Linked DNA regions of Mus musculus: region 2 is linked to region 1. The links are chromatin contacts, found by POLR2A ChIA-PET in ENCODE. All regions are on one chromosome and are shown on one strand. The core of a region is the stretch at or near the end of the contact, and the rest is flanking DNA. Distances in the headings are between cores, read along the strand shown. Region 1 holds the start of Ccnf (cyclin F). Region 2 holds the start of Traf7 (TNF receptor-associated factor 7).

Region 1 (4,441 bases), core at 954-3,453:
GACCAACAACACTAGGATTAGTATTGTTTCCATATGGTAACTTACAGCTCGGACAGCAAGGATGTCCCCAACAGAAAGCCATTTCAGGATATGAAAGAGTACATCTTCTGGGAGACTCAAGATGGTTAAGTTTCTGGGTCTTCTTTTGATTCTTCGTTTAGTAGGATAACAGAAACACTTGGCACACCTACAATGGATCACTTAAAGGGAAAAAAAATTCACAAGCCTTGGTGAGATAAAAAGTTGCATCTAAAGATGATTTAATCGTTACTGTCCTCTATTCACACAAGAGACTAGTTTTAAAATTAAATAAAGTGTACCATATGAATTACTTAAGATACCACCATTCCCCAGCACTCGGGAGGCAGAGGCAGGTGAATTTCTGAGTTCGAGGCCAGCCTGGTCTACAGAGTGAGTTCCAGGACAGCCAGGGCTATACAGGAAAACCCTGTCTCAAAAAACAAAACAACAAAAAAGATACCACCATTCCTTTTATAGCCAATAAATATTCAGGGAGAATATCAGGTAACATGTAACTTGAATGTTGGAAATTTTCTAATCCAAGATCTACATGACAACCAGAGCTGGAGAAAGCAGTCGACACTGATGAACATTCAGTTTTCCTTGAACTGTACTCAAGAAGGTACTTTTGGGGCCAAGAAACTGCTCAGCAGTGAAGGCTAGCTCACAACCAGTCAGTAAGATCCCTTGGACTTTTGCTATAGCCCAGGCTGGCCTCAAATTCACTAACATTAGCTGAGGTTACCCTTGAACTCCTGATTCCCCTACCTCTACCTGCCAAGTACTGCATTCTAAGTATTAGTCACTATGGCCAGCTTACATTGTTTATATTTGAACATGTGACTATCAGCATATGGTTGACCAAGGGACTTGCATAGCATAGACTGGGAACTCAAATTAGCAGGCCGTTCTGTAGAACATGGAGGCCAGATCCATCCCAGAGCAGCTCTCAGCTTGGCAGATGGTGAGAGCTCCCCAGTCCCCAAACAGAGGGGTCTTCCACACTCAGCTTACAGTGCAAAATCACCCCTTCCTAGCACCGTGGACCCTTTAATACACTCAGTTCCTCATGCTGCAGTGACCCCCAACCATAAAATACCTTCATTGCTACTTCATAACTGTAATTTTGCTACGGTTATGAATCTTAATGTAAATATCTGATATGCAGGATGTCTGATCTGCAACTCCTGTGAAAAGGTCGTGTGACCCCCCCAATGGAGTCGCGCCCACATGTTGAGAACTCAGGCACACAGCAACTGGACCCAGACATGCTCTTCAGATGAGCTCTTCTCCTCCACAGTGGGTTGTTCCAATATTTACTTCAGCAATTCATTCTTCATTCAACGCCTATGGCTTTTTTCCCTATTTCACAAAGGGCCCCCACATTACCCCCCCCCCCCAAGGTCCTGCCTTCCTACTTATAAATGCGCCTATCTTTCTACCTATTTTTCCTCCTCACACTGAGGCAAAAGTGGCTGACCTCGGGCTTTCCATCAGGAGGTCTCTAAGAGACTGTCCACTCCCAAACTCTTCACCTGAGTCTTATTGGAAACCAAATTTACAGCAAAGGCCAAATGTATACCCAGAGAGCTATAATTCCCAAACATTCTAAGAATATTATCATAACAGTTTCTTGACTCGTGTGCTCTAGAGCATGTCTGGAAGTGTTTAACCACTCTAACAAGTGAAATCGCACCCCCAGGTCGTGAGACGTTTTCACGGGGCAGATCCTGTGGCCTCAGCCAACCCTCAGGTGATCAAGCCGCCCACAAGAGTCCGGACAGGGCCTGAGATCGCTCTATATCGTGTGGATTGCCCACGACTTCACAGATAAGTAAAATCGTAGTTTGCTAAGTAGAGAACCTAAATAGCCCTGGGGTAACAGGAGAGGCATAGGCGCCGGGCGGGCATTTAAACCGCGCGGGCGGGCTCGCAGTCGGGGATACGTGCCTACCCCGTGCTTTGGGGGATGCGACGCGCACTCCCGGGTCACAGGGGCCCGAGTCCATGCTCCTCCGGCCTCCGTTCCGTATGACCTATCGCCTACCCGGCTCCCGCCAGCACTCACCACCGCCGCTCCCCATCGCCGAGCTCCCTCCACTGCCGCTTTAGACCGCTCTCAAGCGCGCCCGCGCCTGGGGCAAGTGCACGGAGCGCCTCACGCAGGCGCGGGCCCCACCCCCGCCCCGTTTTCAAACGCGCCGGGAGCTCCTACTGGTAGGACCACAGAGTTACGCCCCCCAGATCACTAGCCTCTCCTGCCCCGCAGGCTCTGGGCATTTGTGATTGGCTACACCAGGACGCGAATTCAAACGCTGGCTGTCTATTGGCTTATCGCTCGTGGTTGACCCGCCTTCTCCGCTGGGCGGGGGACGGAGGAGTTCAGCTGGCGCCGGCGGGCTATCCTAAAAAGCCCGCCCGGAGGCAGAGAGGGCTGGTCTTCTCCCTCCAAGACTTGTCCTACCGTCCGGAGTTGGTCGTGGCTTACTACCTGTCCCTCCCACGCGAGCTTCCGGCCGAGGAGACTGCATTTGGAGGCGCCAACTCCAACACTGATGTGGAAATTGCAGAAGCTGGGCTCCGATGCCGGGCAGCCACAGCCACAGTCACAGTCTGCTGAGCGATGTGTTCACTCGAGTACATGTTCCGTATTCTCATGAGATGATCTGTCGAGAAAAGACAAGTGGTCTCTTGAGGGTGGAGAGCGAGGAATAGGCCCAGGCTTATCCCCACAGCTTGGGTCAGCCTTCATCCCCTCCCCGAAGCCAGCATGCTCACTGTATCTGACCTGTGCTGGAAGCTGGATAGCAAGACCTCTAGTGGGTCTGAGACAGTTAATAGGGAATGGCTGTTCACAGCACAGAATATTAGAGAACCCTAGAGCAAGACTTGGGATTTGCTCCCCATTGCTGCTGATCTCCATGGGGAACCCTCACACTGTCTCTTTTCCGGAAGACTATACTGTTTTCCAATTTGTTACTTTTTCTTTTCTTCGAGACAGGGTTTCTCTGTGTAGCCCTGGCTGACCTGCAACTCACTCTGTAGACCAGGCTGGCCTTGAACTCAGAAATCCGCCTGCCTCTGCCTCCCGAGTGCTGTGATTAAAGGCATGTGGCACCACCACCCAGCTACTTTGTTACTTTTTTATCTTCCTCCTTTTGTACTTTGTTACTTGGGACAGAAGTGCTGTTTTCAGAATTTGCTTTTGGTAGCCTCTGGAAGGTATTAAAAAAACTAAATCTAACAATGAGCAAACCCGCTGTCCATCACATTTCAGAATACATAACAATCTATCTGGTCCCCTGGTTAATCAGAGTTACAAAGTCATCAGTTGATCAGTTGTCTTTTTTTTTTTTTTTGCTCTACCTTGTTTTGTATCCTACTCAATTTCAGTTTCTATTATTTATTGGAGGCGGGTTTTGTTGGTTTTGATAAAGGGTCTCCCAATGCCCTTCAGCTAACAACCTGACACTGCTTAGAGTCATCTGAGGGAGACTCAGTTATGTGATTGCCCATATCAGACTGGTCTGTGGCCATGTCTGTGAGGGATTGGTATGATTGATGACTGAGAGGGTTCAGCCTCTCACCACCTCTGGTGGTGCCATCCCTAGGTAGGTGTGTCTAGGCTATATAAGAAAGCTAGCTGAGCATCAGCCAGACAGCACTGGTCCATGGTCCTGCCTTGGTTGAGCTCCGGCTCTGACTTCCTTCAATGATGGGTTGTGACCTAGAAGTGTAAGACAAATAAATTGTTTTTGGTCCTGTTGTTTGTTAGAACAGAAAGCAAACTAGAAAACCCCACGAAGCCCAGGCTGACCTATAACGTGAGGTCTGTCCTGCTCCAGCTTCCTGACTGTTGGCTTATAGTTAGGTACCACTTCTGTCACGTTTGAATATGTTTGGCCCAGGGAGTGGCACTATTAGAAAGTGTGTTCCTGTTGTAGTCGGTGTGTCACTGTGGTATGGGCTTTAAGACCCCCATCCTAGCTTCCTGGAAGCCAGTGCTAGCAGAATACTGATACAGATGAAGATGTAGAACTCTCAGCTCCTCCTGCACCATGCCTGCCTGGATGCTACCATGTTCCCGTCTTGATGATAATGGACTGAACCTCTGAATCTGTAAGCCAGCCCCAATTAAATGTCCCTATAAGAGTTGTGCTGGTTATGGCATCTGTTCATAGCAGTAAAACCCTAACTAAGACAACTTCACTTGGCCAAAATATTTTTATGTTTTAGGAACCAGGTGTTCTCTTGGCTGTAGATCTGATCATGTCCTGCCTCCTGGTCCTACCACTGTTGAACCCCTATGGCTAAGAGCTACTCCACCAGAGTATGAGGTATATCCATCCCCATTGGGCTTCATGGGATGAGAAATCTCAGGAAAGTCAGCTCTTGGGAGCTGAGGAGCCCATGTATTTCA
Region 2 (4,377 bases), core at 99-2,598, 280 kb after region 1:
GGCTGTACACAGCCATTCTCATTTCCTGAAGAGACAGCTGCAAATAGATTTAGGACCTCAGGGTACAGGGACTTGAGTTTCTGCAGAGAAACATGAATGTATAGAGGATCTTCAGGATTGTCTTTATGACTGCAGCAGCGCCTGCCACAAAGATCCTCAGGAAAGAGATCTGGGACATGGAGAGGCCCCTGAAGAACAAGGCTGCAAAGGAATGAGCCTGTGCGTGCAGGGAGCGGGGCAGGAGGGGAGATGAGACAGATATCTCTAGACCTCAGCCTCATCTGATCATGTTGGCCTGCCTCAAAAGAATCTAGGCTGGGACAACTGGCCTCTAGTGAGGGTTAGAAGACGCTGGTCTAGCTTCCTCACTATTTTACTTGACTCATAAATCATCACACATACCAGAGGCTCTCAGACTTTACCCTGCTCTGCCTCTTAACCTTACCTATCACTTACCTATACTTGCTGGCTTGCTCCTCTGACTCCCCCTGCCTGTAAGGCTCTTCCTGAAATGTCTCAAGACTGACTGCTTCTCCATCAGATCTTCAGCTAACTGTAGGTCTCCCTACCAAAGATTTAAGAACGCCCAATACTCAATACTTTATCTGTGTTCAGTTCCCCCCCCCCCGTAAAACTTATCACAGTTCCTCATGATTTTTAACTTTTTATTTTAACTAGAATAACAGTACTGCAGGTGAGTTGCCACAAGGAGACAGTTACCAAAGTCTTGAGACATTTTTGTCATAACAAAACAGGGCTGTGGGTGTTACTACTACCATTCAGTGAACAAACTCAGAATTGCTGCTGGACTGCGTACAATGCACAGGACCCTAGAGGCAGAATGGTCTGTCTCAAAACCGCGTACCAGATGAGCTTATCAGTTTGGAATCCGGTTCTCCGCCGACTTTCCAGAGCCTAGGATACTGCTTGGCACACAGGCAGCGCTCAAAAAAACATAGGAGTGCAAAGACAACGAAAGAGAGAGTGAAGGGAAGGAGTGACAGACGGATTTACTTGGAGTCAGGAGGACTTATAGAGGCTGAGACCCCAGCCGTCTCAGTCCCGCCCCCCAGGCTAGGCCCACGACCGCTCGCGACGCTCCCACAACCAGCCCGCGCTCCACCGCACTCCCCGGAAGAAGGAGCCCCAGGTCTTGTGCTCCGCGCACTCACTCACCCGCCCGCGGCTGCCTAGGAGCAGCGACTTCACCCACCGGCATCATCTTGCCCCTCTCGGCCCGCGGCCGGGAAAGGTTTCAGGATACAGGAGCCGGAAGTCCCGGGGCAGGTCGGAACTTGTAGTTCACGGACTTCAGGAACTCTAGGTGCTGCTTCACGCTTTGAGCTTCCTAAACTACGACTTCCGGCGACCTCTGTACTGAAGGACCGGATTGGTAGCTTCAGAATCACTCTATGTTGCACATTGGAATTTGATTGGCTAACTGAACTCGTCACTCATGGACTCAATGGCTCTACAACCGGGAGGATATTCGAGCTACTCAAAATACCGCCTCCAAAACAAAAGTCGCTGTACGATTGGTGGAAATTGCAGGACAGCTCGAGGAGCATATCAGCAGTGGAGGAAGGTGGGCACTTCCTCAGAGGTGGCCCAATCACATAAGGGGCAGTTCTATAAACTCTTGAGCCTCGCGAGCAGTCGCTCTTTTTGGGAGTGAGTGTGTTCGTGGTCCCTTTCATCTAGGTTTTGTAAGGAACGTTTTGGGAGTAGTGCTCGCCGAATGGAACTCAAAGGACCTCTGCTACAGATCTGCCTTCCTCCCGAGCTGAAGTGCTTTAGTCCTAAGGGTTTAACCCTTCCCCATTTTTCTTCTGACTCCATTTTTGCAGGTATGAACTGGTCGGGCCTGGCTTCCCTTTTCAGCCCCAAGCCCGTGATGAATTAATTTCTGACACCTCGTATGAAAACTGCATGCGTAGTCTGATTACATTATAAGACTGAGGCTTGGGCGCGACGTCACTAATTGGATGGGTTTTGAGTGAAAAGTTAACCAAAGTAAAGATTTATGTTTGATTTTTTTTTTTTCAGGGCATGTTGAGTCGGCTGCATCTAGAGATCCAACGAGTAGGAGTGTTGGCTGGTAAGCTGGGCATCCGTGTATCTGAGTTTCTTAGCAATAAAGTGAAATGCAATCTTACTGTGGTTTCAGACGTTGTGATTTCATGTGCTGATAGCACAGTGCCGTAGAGGCCCTGGTTTGGCGTCACACAGTCCGCAAAGGGGTTGACTAAGATATTCTGTTTGAATCATTCTAATCTAGGGTGACCTTATAAGCCAGCACTACTTAAGGAATAGGCTGTGGGGCACCCTAATCTTGATAGTAAACTATTCCTGTGGGAATTTTGGTGACGGTATCAGCGCATGTGTAAATTAAGTGTTTCCCCAGGTGAAGTACCTTTACCCCCCCACTAAGCCATTTTTGCCCCAGGAGGTGGTTTTCCACAGATGACACAAACTCCAGAAACACCTTTATTAATAGGGACTTAGAGGACAGGTTTTCACTCAACATTTGTGGCTTGGTGACTTTAGTACAAAGTGGAACGGACTGGGCCAGCCTGCTAAGTTGTGACTGGGTTCTATCATTCTGACCTTGCTGTGCGTCCCTATATCAGCCTCCTAGTGAGTCGGAAGCAGTCCAACAAATGGACAGTGACTGACATAGCCTTGAGTGGGGTCCTGTCTGAGCAGTGTGCTGCGTGTGGTCCCCCTCCTCACTTCTGGGAGTGCCCAGAAGAGGGCAGCAATGTGCTGTGGCCTGGTTTTTATGCTTCAAGACCATTTCTGGTGGCCACTGGGGCAAAGGGTAAGCATTAGCCTCTGGTGTCTTTGAGAAGACACTAGGGCATCCATCCTTTGAGGACAAGTCTATAGACTCGGGCAATTCTCAAAGGCAGAACTGCTTCCTCCAGCGTGGAACTGAGTTTCAGCAAGGTTCAGAGTCGACAGCAGGAGACCCCTCGGCCCTCCCTCTTAACATAGTCATGCAGCCTGAAGCGCGGCTCGCTGGGAGCCTTGGCTGATCTCTGTTTCAGCTCCCTGAAGAGCAACAGGGGAGGGGATGTAGATAACATAGAACAAGGTAGCCCACTTATCCTAGAATGTGAGGTAGTGTTTGTTCATTACCAGGACTTACTTTGCTATGGCTGTAAAAGCCAAGTCCACGTTGAGGCCAGTCCTTGCGCTGGTCTCCATGAAAGGTAGCCCATACTCCTGCAAATAGTTACTGCCAGCTAGGTGCTGGGCACCTGGGGGCAGCTCAGTGTCCCAATCTCAAGAACACCCTCATCGTCCTCCCTGTCGACTCACCTTGGCTAATTTCTCCCCATCTTCCCTCTTTACCACACGGTCTTGAGTAGAGTCAACCTGGCCAGGCACAGGGATTTCATTAGTGCCTGTCCCCGGTGCACCCTGTGGGCCAGGCTGGAGAGGACAGGCCCAGAGTCCTACCTTGTTCCCTAGCAGCATGAGCACCACATCCTGCTGGGCATATTCCTGGATCTCTGTCAACCAGGCCTGTATAGGGAAAGCTGAGGCCAGTCTCAGGGCTGGTCCTTGTGGCCTCTTGTGCCACACCTGATTGAGTGGCTTTGCTAGAAGCCCTTATTTATCCAGGTGGTCCTGCTAATGGAGCCAGGTGTCACCCAGGCCCGTTGAGTTAGCCAATAGCCTGGCAACCATGAGCTGAGGGGTTCATCATGTCTATCCTTCCTGTTAAGTAACAGGACTCGGGCTCCTGATGCCATTTAGACAGTCTTGATTCATTCCCCCACCAAGGCCACTGACCTGAATGTTGTCGAAGGAATCTTTGTTGGTGATGTCGTAGAGCAGCAACAGTGCTGGATATAGAAAGCAATGAAGACGTCCCTGGGGGGGGCCTGGTGGCTCCTAACTACCTGCACCCTTTTAGATACTCCCAAGTGACTGCATCACCCTCACCTGCTGTCCCATAAGTGTGCCTACTTGCCTCCTGCCCCCATGCCAGTAGGCAACCCACACTATGTGGAGGATAGCCAGACCCCATGTCAATGGGCTTACCGTGAGCATCTCGGTAGTAGGCATGGGTGACACTTCGGAACCGCTCCTGACCAGCTGTGTCCCAGATCTGTGGCAACAGGCACTGGTCATACTGCCCAACCTCTCTCCCTTGTGTCTCCAGCCCCACACTCCTGTCACCTCACCTGCAGCTTCACCTTCATGCCATCCACATCCAGAACTTTATTCTGAAACAGAAGCAGCCAGCAAGCAGTAAGGATGCCTGCCATCCTCTGGTGGAAGTAGGAAAGGCAGTAATAGAAGCAATGGATGGACTTCCCACTGAGTGGAAGTTGGAGGCCCTCCTATCCCATTCCTACAGTGCCT

The links. ChIA-PET counts read pairs that join two places held with the same protein, here RNA polymerase II (POLR2A).
Region 2: POLR2A ChIA-PET joins it to region 1 with 31 read pairs in embryonic stem cell. The contact joins the promoter of Traf7 here to the promoter of Ccnf in region 1. POLR2A ChIA-PET finds 5 or more read pairs at or near these places in 4 of 5 experiments (Patski and embryonic stem cell).

The regions. Positions count from the first base shown.
Region 1 is chr17:24,249,206-24,253,646 of GRCm38, forward strand. Ccnf (cyclin F) reads right to left here and starts at 2,204. Exons shown (of 17, transcript NM_007634.4): 1 at 2,090-2,204; 2 at 46-200. The coding sequence starts at 2,105.
Region 2 is chr17:24,526,590-24,530,966 of GRCm38, forward strand. It overlaps Traf7 (TNF receptor-associated factor 7), which reads right to left and starts at 1,349. Exons shown (of 21, transcript NM_001172113.1): 1 at 1,177-1,349. It overlaps Rab26 (RAB26, member RAS oncogene family), which reads right to left. Exons shown (of 9, transcript NM_177375.1): 3 at 4,197-4,238; 4 at 4,054-4,120; 5 at 3,802-3,854; 6 at 3,466-3,531; 7 at 3,325-3,381; 8 at 3,152-3,228; 9 at 2,465-3,054. The coding sequence ends at 2,952. Rab26os (RAB26, member RAS oncogene family, opposite strand) reads left to right here and starts at 1,662. Exons shown (of 2, transcript NR_045289.1): 1 at 1,662-1,847; 2 at 2,047-2,155. It overlaps LOC115488833 (a small nucleolar RNA gene), which reads left to right and starts at 1,887; the gene lies at 1,887-1,964.